3 separate regions of the Mus musculus genome follow, and regions 2 and 3 are each linked to region 1. A link is a loop called in an ENCODE intact Hi-C map of the cell type or tissue named here. Cell type or tissue: left cerebral cortex. All regions are shown on one strand. Each heading gives the region's core, and the rest is flanking DNA. Links, peaks and the distances in the headings are about the cores only.

Region 1 (4,616 bases), core at 1,137-3,636:
TAGAAGATGAAACACTTGGTCACTCCCACCCACTCCAACTCCCACAATGGAGGAGGGAACCCCAACAATGATTCACCACTAGATCAACAGTTCCATTTCCCCTCCATCTCCTGCCTCCCTCCTCCTTACTCTTTCCTCTCTCATCCCCCATCCTCCCTTCCCTCTCCTCTCTTCTTTCTCTTGTCAGATTTCTATCTACCCATCGTAGAAAAATTAACTTTGCCTTGCCAGAGACTGAAAGCCTCTTCACTGTGCCTCAGAGTGGAGTGGTCAATTAAATTACCACCATTCCATCAGATGGAGGAGCTGCAGGCTGGAAAGAGTCAGGGTGGAGGGTGCACCAACTTTTATTATGGAGTGGGAGGACAGAGAAGTAAATTCGGTGTGTGTGGTATGGCCCCTTTGTCACTGTGCCTTTAAAAGATGTGTATTCATCCCCAGGTAACCCAGCAAACAGGTCTGGGGCTGCAAGATCCAGAAGCACGGTGGTAACCCGGGAGAGGTCAGGTGTGGCATTCTGTAGAGCCCTGAATGTCAGGCAGAAGGGAGGCTTGGGAAGGTCTGGGGTCAGGAGGGAGGCAGGGGTGCTGTCAGGAGGGCACAGTCAGGGCAGGGAACTCAGAATGAGGGTGGGGGCAGTGGACCAGACCGCTGCAGATCTGCTCTGCCATTTTTTTGATGACAGGTTAAATTCTATGCCAATGGCCACAGGAAGCTGGAGGGGGGGATGCCATGAGACTGTGTTTTTAAAGGGTCTCCCTGCTTGAAGTATAAAGTGGAGTCTGATGGGGCAAGTATGGAATGGGGTAGAAGAGATGGCTCAGTGGGGAAAGGTGCTTCCTATGCAAGCTCACAGATGGCCTAAATTTGATCCCTGGAACCCATGGTGGAAGGAGAAAACTAGCTCTCAAACGTTTCTCTGACCTCTACACATACACTGTGGCATGTGCATGAACACACACACACACACACACACACACACACACACACATACATATACACACACATGCACTCAAGCACCCATAACTCTTTCAATCTTTATTTTTGTTTTTAATTAAAGAGGAATTGGAGTAGATGGGTGTGGCCCAGCTGTAGGGCATTTGCCTAGAATCCCTCAGTAAGGGGTTGGGATTGTAGCTCAGTGGCAGAGCACTTGCCAAACATGTGCAACACCTGAGTTCCATCTTCTTTGCCAGGAAACAAAAAAGTGTTTGTACTGGCTGGTTTTGTGTGTCAACTTGACACAGGCTGGAGTTATCACAGAGAAAGGAGCTTCAGTTGGGAAAGTGCCTCCATGAGATCCAGCTGTGGGGCATTTTCTCTATTAGTGATCAAGGAAGGAGGGCCTCTTGTGGGTGGTGCCATCCCTGGGCTGGTCGTCTTGGGTTCTATAAGAAAGCAAGCTGAGCAAGCCAGGGGAAGCAAACCAGTAAGTAACATCCCTGCATGGCCTCTGCATCAGCTCCTGCTTCCTGACCTGCTTGAGTTCCAGTCCTGACTTCCTTTGGTGATGAACAGCAATGTGGAAATGTAAGCTAAATAAGCCCTTTCCTCCCCAAGTGTTTCTTGGTCCTGATATTTTGTGCAGGAATAGAACCCTGACTAAGACAGTGTTATTAGGGAAAAGATTGTCAGGGCAAGACATTAATGGCTTAAGCTAGGGTGAGGTTGTGGGAGTGGAGGTAGTCCATGGAGACCCATCTCTTTAGACCAAGCTGGCTGATTTAATAGGGAGGGATACATGGAGACCCCAGCTGCTTCCTCAACTGGTGTGTCCTATAGAAAAGTAAGGGCACACACACAAGAGCACACTGTCCCTCTGCTGATAGCATGGGTCCGTCCCAATCAACCCACTGCCCAGTGAAACTATCACAGGCTGAAAAAAGCACTGGATACACCCACCCAGTGGTCTTTCGAAACTCAGCTCCCCAGCCCAGCACAGAAAAGCAGCCGTTCCCCTTCAAGAATGTGTGACAGACAGGAACCACGGCTCACTGACACTGCCCGGCATAGGGAGATCTCACTGAATCCTGCCAGCCCACAGAGACATGAGAAGCCAGCGCACAAGCTCAGCTCCAGCTGAAGGCAAATTGCTTTCACGCCATTGTAAACTAGGAAATCATGAGCAGACCCCACACTGAGGCAGGGACATCTGTATCTACATTTTCTAGAAGGGTCCACACGAGGAAGCAGTTGGCAGGCTGTGAGGGTGTTCGGATTTCAGAGACAGACACCTCGTTACTTTTAGACTCGTCTCCACTGTTTCAATTTAGTAACCGGAGTACTGTTTTTAAATAATAAGGCATATTGTACGTGGCGTATGCAACGCTTTCTCTCTATTTTATTCTAAGAAAGAAAGCAATGCCCTTGATGGCAGACGCAGTCCACCACGACTTCATATTCTTTCTTCAAGACGTTCCAAGTTCAAGATCAAATTTGGAATGTAGCTCTGTTTCCCAATTAGATACTCCAAGTTCACCAGTAATCTGTGTTGAAGATATGGTTGACACACTATGAAACATAGTTCTCTATAAATTCCTAGAGAATCCCAGGGTATGTGGCTCAGTTGGTAAAGCAATTTGTCTAGCATATACCAAGCTATGGGTTTGGTCCCCAGCACCACACAAACCAGATGTGGTGATGCACGTTTGTGATCCCCAGACTCTGGAGGTGGAGGCAGGATATCAAGAGTTCAAGGTCATCTTTGGCAACATAGTGAGTTGAAGGCCAGCCTAGGCTATGTGAGAGCCAGTCTCAAAAAAATGTTCCTAGAAATGAAAATGTATATGCAAATGACATATATAATGTATATATTGTGAAGATACACGCTTGAAACTTATGTGATAGGCCAAAGCCCAGGTTTGAGAGAGGGGTAAATTAAATTGCTGTTTCTTCCCTGTTAGTTGGGGCTTTTGATTGAAGGGAATTGCAGAAGAAAGATGGAAGAGGGTGGGGCTGAGTGGAAGTTCCCAGATAGCTTCTGCAAGGACTGGAAACTGTCTCCCTAGAAGCTTTAGGAATAACTGGGTCATACTCAACTGCATTTGTGGCAGGCCACCAGCAAGAAGCCTCATATCCCTGGGTTATCGAGGACACACCCTGGTCCCACACTGGGGTTCACTGGGTCCTCACCCAAGGGGCCACTCAAAGCCACACCCGAATTTCACTTCCTGGGTATGGGTTGCTAGGCAGTGCCTCTCCCTGATACCAAGAGTCCATCCAGGGTCTTCCTCTCTTCCTCCTGGAACAGCTAAGCCCCATCACTAGTAGCTGTGGCTTTCTACAGCTTGGACCCTGGTTTGGATGCACACAGCTGCCTTTCTAATCAGCTCATGGACATGGAGGTCTCCATCCTGCTGGAAGGTCATGTCTGAGCAGTTCTTTATGAACCTCCGAGCTAATGCCTAGATATGAGAAGAGACTGGAGAGGGTGTGTTTTCTGTGTGTCATGTTCATGGAGGCTGTGCATGTGTGTGTGTGTGTGTGTGTGTGTGTGTGCATGCACATGTGCACATACTTAGATGCTACAGGGAGGTGAAAGCCAGTATCCACCCTGAGGGTAGAGCTTTGACAGGAGGTGTTGGCTCTGAGTGGCAGTGTGTGGAGCTGAACCTGCAGGAAGTTCAGAACAAGGGAGTGGGAACTGCCACACCAAGGAATGCCAGAGGCTGAGCAGTGAGCTACAGACACAATTCACTTGCAGAAGGAATGATAATGCCCATTATTTGCCCTCCCAACAGTTCATGCACTCAGAAAGCAACTCAGTAAGAGCTGGGTGTGTTGACCTGGATGTTGGTTCTACCTCAGTCTGTCAGCCTTACAGCGGTGTAAGAGATGACCACACACACACACACACACACACACACACACTTGCTCCTATTTCTCAAAAGCACCCATCCCAAAAGGAAATTAGTCAGCTGTCAAATACAAAAAACATTCCAGCTTACAGTCTTCTCTGGGCGTCTAGCTAGAGGCTGATCTCGGATACAAACAGTGCTGCCTGGACCTTACCCTATAGAAAGATCCACAAGTCCGTACCCTAACGTGGATGCCCTACACAGCACCCACCCACACCTCCATCCCCATCTCTCTGAGTACGTGCAGACCTGGGTTAGGGCCTGGGCCTTGCAGGCACTGGGGCCTGGCATCCAGGCTTCCTGCTCTTCCTGCAGCCCCATGATTAGTGACTAATCTTATTTTTTGTTGTTCCCTACCCTATAAATCAGTTACAGAGCAAATATTTACACAGCCTGTCATTTCCGATTGAGCTGAGACTCATGACAACCTTCGTTATTAGAAAGGATGGCTGATTTGGGGCAGATTTCGCTAGGCATCTGGCTAGATGCTTTCTGCTATGTTCCCCCTTTCCTCCCTCTGTCTGAAGAAAAAAAAAAAAGACCATTTCTAAGATAGATTGGTTCAGAGGTCTCTGCTCACCGTCTCCCTGGGGCTGGTGAGACAAGGCCAGGCTTCCGTCAGCCCAACAAATGATGCTCTCCCTAGAGAAAGGACCAGGCTTCTTCACACTCCTCCTTGGCTTCACTTGGGGGTCAGAGAATGGAGCAGAGCATCAACTTACTAATACCAGAAACTGGAAGGAAGATGATGGGGGCGGG
Region 2 (2,500 bases), core at 1-2,500, 330 kb before region 1:
GGAGGGCTAGGAGGAGATGGAGAACTGACCTGAGGATATTTGGTACCTACTGTGGGGCACTGCGCTTCTGGCTTTGAAACAGATGGGTTTTTAGCAGTTGTGGTTCAAGTGCAAGCTCTCCCCCCATACGTTCTTGTGTTTGAACACTTTGTTCTCGGTGGGCAGTGCTGTTTTGGGGGGTTGTGGCATCTTTAGAGGGTGAAGCCTCGCTGGAGGAAGTGAGTTATTGGGGGTGGGCCATCAAATATTACAGTCCAGTCGGTCTTTCTGTTCACTGCTTCCTGACTGCAGATGCAATGGGACCAGCTGCCCCTGCCCCCCTCCCCCTGCCTCCCCATGTGACTGTGGTCATACCTTCCCTGTCGTGACCACGGCACCCTGTGAACTGTAAGCCCAAGAAATCCTTTCTTGCCTTAAGTTGCCTCTTAGTGGGTCTTTGGTCAACAGAGATGGTCATGGAGATTCTGAAATACCCAAGGCTGGTTAATCTGCTCAAGAGAAATCTAGCATGCGGGTTCTGGAGGTTTGAGACTGGGGGGCCGGCAGATCTGGTGTCATGGGAGGATCTGCTGGACAGGTACCAGCTCTACTTGTTCTAACATGGCAAAAGGTGGAAGCAGTTTTCCTGGCTAATTTCTATAAAAATGTTGTTCTGATCTATGAGGGCGCAGCCCCTGACTCGGTTGCCTTGCAGAAGCCCCACTCCTTCCTTCCCCCTTTCCCCTCTTTCTCTTTCTCTCTCTTCCTTTCCTTCTTTGCTTCCTTCCTCTCTCTGTCCCCTCTTACAGTGCCAGTCCTAGTAATCAAATCCAGCCCTCTGCACACTCTACCTTCTAACCATCAAGCTGCACTCCCAGCCCAGTCCCTACCCTTTAATGCCACCCCCTTGTTAAGTGACACGTCAAATCTAACTGAGGGAGTTTAATTTTGATATGAGAACTCTAGGGGCCATAGACACTCAGTCTGCAGCAGCAGCTGTCTATCATTATCCCATCTCTCAGATTAGGCCATTGAGGCCTGGAGGCCCAGTCAGCTAGGACAAGGCTTTGCATCTGAGCTGGGGAGGGTAAACTTTAGCCAGTACAACAATCCCTGATGGCCATATGCGTTGTGTGACCTGTGAGGAAAAGATAGTTTTTATAATTTTAAAAGGTTTGTTTTAAATTATGTGTCTCTGTGTGTGTCTGTGTGTGTGTGTGTGTGTCTTGCCTCTGTGTGTCTTGTATCTGTGTCTGCATGTGTGTCCGTGTCTGCGTCTTGTGTCATGTGTATCTATGTGTGTGATGTCTTGCAGAGGCCAGAAGAGGGCGCAAGAGTCCTGGAGCTAGAATTACAGATGGTTGGGACTCCCCTGATGGGGATGCTGAGAAGTGTATTCCAGACTTTGCAGGGACAGCAAGCTCTCTTAACCACTGAGTCACCTCTCCAGGCCCTAAGAATGGTGTTTTTATTGGTCTCTATTTCCAGGACTGAGCTGCACTGGCCCCCATTTGCTGGAGGCTGTGTTACTGACTTCTCTTGCTTGCTGAGTCTCTGACCAGAAGTGACATAAAGGAAAGTGGGTTGCTTTCAGTTTATACTTCAAGGAGATACAGGCAATCATGGTGGACAGGCAGCTGCAGGAATGTGAGACAGCCATCCCAGCGCACACATGAACACCAGGAATGAACAGGGATGTGCGGCTGGGTTATGAGACCTCAAGGCCCAGCCCTAATACCTCCTTCTTCCAGGGGGGCCATGCCTATTAAAAGTGCCATGAGGGGCTGGAGAGATGCCTCAGTGGTTAAGAGCACTGATTGCTCTTCAAGAGGTCCTGAGTTCAATTCCCATCAACCACATGGTATCTCACAACCATCTGTAATAAGATCTGATGCCCTCTTCTAGTGTGTCTGAAGACAGCTACAGTGTATTAAAATAAATAAATAAATCTTAAAAAAAAAGTGCCATGACCTCAAATAGGGGACCAAGTGTTCAAACTGCAGGAGTCTGGGGGTGGGGAGACAGTGCATATTCAAAGATTTATTTTTATTAGTTTAAATTCTATACAGGTGTGCATGTTTCTCCAGGCAAGTATGTGCACTTGACTGTAGGAGCCAGCAGAGGCCAGAATCCCCAATCTCCCCAGAGCTGGAGTTAACAGAGGGTTGTGAGCCGTCTGATGTGGGTGCTGGGTACCAAACTCAGGTCCTCTGGAAGAGCAGCAAGTTCTCTTAACTATGGAACCAACTCTCCAGCCCTCTATTTCTCATTCAGAGCACAACAGAGGTTTCATGACCAAGAGTCTCTAGTGTAGGACTCTGAACGGACATGCACCTAAAACTGACTTTCTCCGGGCAGTGACTGCCACTTGAAATGGCGTTTGGCAGGCAGCCGTGCTGTTGCTGGGTATAGATTCCTGCAGAATGTGCAAACTTGAGATACACGTCAAGGTGATCCCTTCTAGGGGACCATGACTTTGGCTCTAGGAATCCCCCAAGGACCTTGGCAAATTTTTCAGAAA
Region 3 (2,500 bases), core at 1-2,500, 91 kb after region 1:
CAGAACAATTTGTATTAAGGAAGGACCCTCTTACGAGTTGACAGTCCCCAGCCTGCGAGTCCTCTAGGCTGGAAACACATTCCCTCTGGGGACATAAATCCAGTCTCTGTGACAGACCATGGGCGACTTCACAGCTATGTTACAGAAAGGTCGGCTATGGCTCCAGCACTTTTCTTCTGCTCTAATTCGCTAGCGGGGCTCAAGGGTTTCTCCCTCCATCCACAGGAAAATGGCTTCTGTAAGCTCAAGGGTTTCTGCTCTCTACTGAGTTCACAGGATGGCTCAGCCCTGGATGAAACAGTCTTCTGGAAACCCACTATAGGCAGGTGGTGCAGTCACAGCTCGGGGGTGACTGAGGCACAGGGGAGGAATTCCTTTCTTCAGGTCTGTGATTTACAGCTCAAAGGCCCAAGAGCCTACAGGGGACTATACTCACTGCCAAGACAGTGCCCCCTCTGTGTGCCCTAGAAGTGGTTGGGCCAGCAGGAAAGGCTAGGACTAGACATCCCAGGCAGTGGTCCCTTTTTTTTAAATAGGACATCGGAAAGAGCTGGAAAGAGCCGAAAAGACCCAGAAAGACCCGAGGGTGGGATCCAGCTGTAGACACACCCTCCCAGAGCCAGTCAGTAAAACTACAAGGAATCGAAGAAACAAACCTCCCACACACACACCCTCCAGACACCCAACAGAGCCACAGGCTGGCCAGGGCAGGTGAAAGAAGGTGCCAGGCCCCTGCCTCTGTCAAACTGGGCCTGTGGCGCCTGCGCATACATCTGTGCCCATGCATATGTCTGTGCCCTTTTTGCTTATTTTGGTTTTTGTTTTCGTCTGTTTGCTGGACCCCATGTTAAAGGCTAAGATGCAGGTCAGCACTTAAACTCAAGGTTTTTCCCTTCTCTCCCTAATATCTCTACTGACTGGCTTTGGGAAGGCATCTCCACAGCCGGAGCTAGCCCCAGATCCCACCCTCGGGTCTTTTCAGCTCTATCTGGCTCTTTCCAATGTCCTATTAAAAAAAAAAACAAAAAAAAAAAAAAAAAAAAAACAAGGAGCTCTGGCCTGATTCAACTCCACCATTATCTGCTGGTACCTGGAAGAGAGTACTTCCTTTTCAGAGCTTAATTGGCAGGGTAACCGTCACCTGGGCCTGGGTGACAGGATGCTAGGAGGGGGTGAGTGACAGCAAGGTCCCTTCTGATCAGACCAGAACGGACAGAAGCTGTGAACCTGCTCAGACGTCCGCATACCAGGACCAGCCGGTAAGAGACCAAATTGCAGAACGCACTCCTGGGTGTCAGTACACCAGGAAGCTCAGTCTGTGAATTACATCCACAATCGTTTCCTGCTGTGTCTGGATCCAACCTTCCCCAAACCCCAGGCCTCAGTTCCCCTCCCCCCGCCCCCCACCAACCCCCGGCCTCGATTTCCAAAGATTTAACTCTGGTTCCAGTTTGCACAAGCTGATGATGCATCTCTTCCAGGGAATCTGCAGTCGGGCCAAAGGAAGATTGTTAGACAGCGCCTCCTGGTGGCCATATATGGTACTGCATCATCACAAGCGCACCTTGGTCGTTTGACCCTGCTAGAATCAAATATACAAAGCAAACATACAAGCCTGCCCCTCAGTTCTGTGGCTCACCGCACTGATGTAGGCACACCAACACCTGACAGTCTATCAGCTACTTCACAGGGCCACCTGGAATCCAGTTACAAAGCAAAGCAAGTCCCATCCCTATCCCCACCCCCACCCCATCTCTTCTCCACAAAGTAACTGACAGAGCAGAAGAAAACAAATGCTCAAAAAAAGGAAAAAGTTTCGGGTGATGCCGCTACACTGAGCGCTGATCCCAAGGGCAGGGCTGGTGTGGGCCAACCCAGCCCAACAGCTTCTCTCTGGGGGTGGGAGGAAAGGGTAGTTTCAGGCTTCCTGTGGGGATGTGAGGTGGCCCCGTAGTTCAAAATCCCTTTGGGCGCAACCTACATTTGCCCAAGGGGAACAAGGAGCTGCCCAGTGGGAATGGCATTCAGCAAGTTCTGTCCATATGACATCCACATCCCGGGCACCTCGACTCGCTAGAGAAATCTGTTTTGATGGTCACAGACCACTACTTCGTGGGAGCACCTACTTGGGGTGTGTGCTGGCTGGTTTTATGCCAACTTTAATACAAGCTAGATTCGTCTAAGAAGGAACTTCAATTGAGGAAACTCCTCCATAAGATTGGCTGGAGGCGAGCCAGTAGGGCATTTTCTTAATCAATGATCAGCGGTGAAGGGCCCCGCCCACTGTGGGTGGGGCAAGCCCATTGTGGGTGGAGCCATCCAAGGGCTGGTGGTTCCGGGTTCCATAAGAAAGCCGGCTGAGCAAGCCATGGGGAGCAAGCCAGTAAGCAGCACCCTTCCATGGCCTCTGTATTAGCTCTTGCCCCTAGGTTCCTGCCCTACTTGAGTTCCTGCTCTGACTTCCTACACTGATGATCACTGATGTGGAAGTGTAAGCTGA

Evidence for each region. A loop is a pair of places that touch in the nucleus more often than their neighbours do. Peaks named below come from ENCODE experiments on the same cell type or tissue, not always from the same donor. Only the 100,000 strongest peaks of a DNase experiment are listed, where the experiment ranks them.
Region 2: it touches region 1 in a loop (3-fold over the local background); 22 of 42 quality-filtered maps call a loop at or near these places.
Region 3: a loop joins it to region 1, with 2.3 times the contacts of the local background. A loop is called at or near these places in 8 of 42 quality-filtered maps.

What each region holds. Positions count from the first base shown.
Region 1 is chr5:117,605,502-117,610,117 of GRCm38, reverse strand. All of the region lies in intron 4 of Ksr2 (kinase suppressor of ras 2), which reads right to left. Among named protein-coding and RNA genes, the nearest start is that of Gm42013, 120 kb to the right of the region's middle. In left cerebral cortex, for the core only: no CTCF peak of the experiment used is centred there; a DNase peak (open chromatin) is centred at 2,208.
Region 2 is chr5:117,940,561-117,943,060 of GRCm38, reverse strand. The region is part of intron 21 of Nos1 (nitric oxide synthase 1, neuronal); the gene reads right to left. Among named protein-coding and RNA genes, the nearest start is that of Gm26995, 2.2 kb to the right of the region's middle. In left cerebral cortex, for the core only: a CTCF peak has its summit at 1,321 (motif pointing right); a DNase peak (open chromatin) is centred at 1,292.
Region 3 is chr5:117,515,853-117,518,352 of GRCm38, reverse strand. All of the region lies in intron 3 of Ksr2 (kinase suppressor of ras 2), which reads right to left. Among named protein-coding and RNA genes, the nearest start is that of Gm42013, 33 kb to the right of the region's middle. In left cerebral cortex, for the core only: a CTCF peak has its summit at 1,545 (motif pointing left); DNase peaks (open chromatin) are centred at 1,524 and 2,271.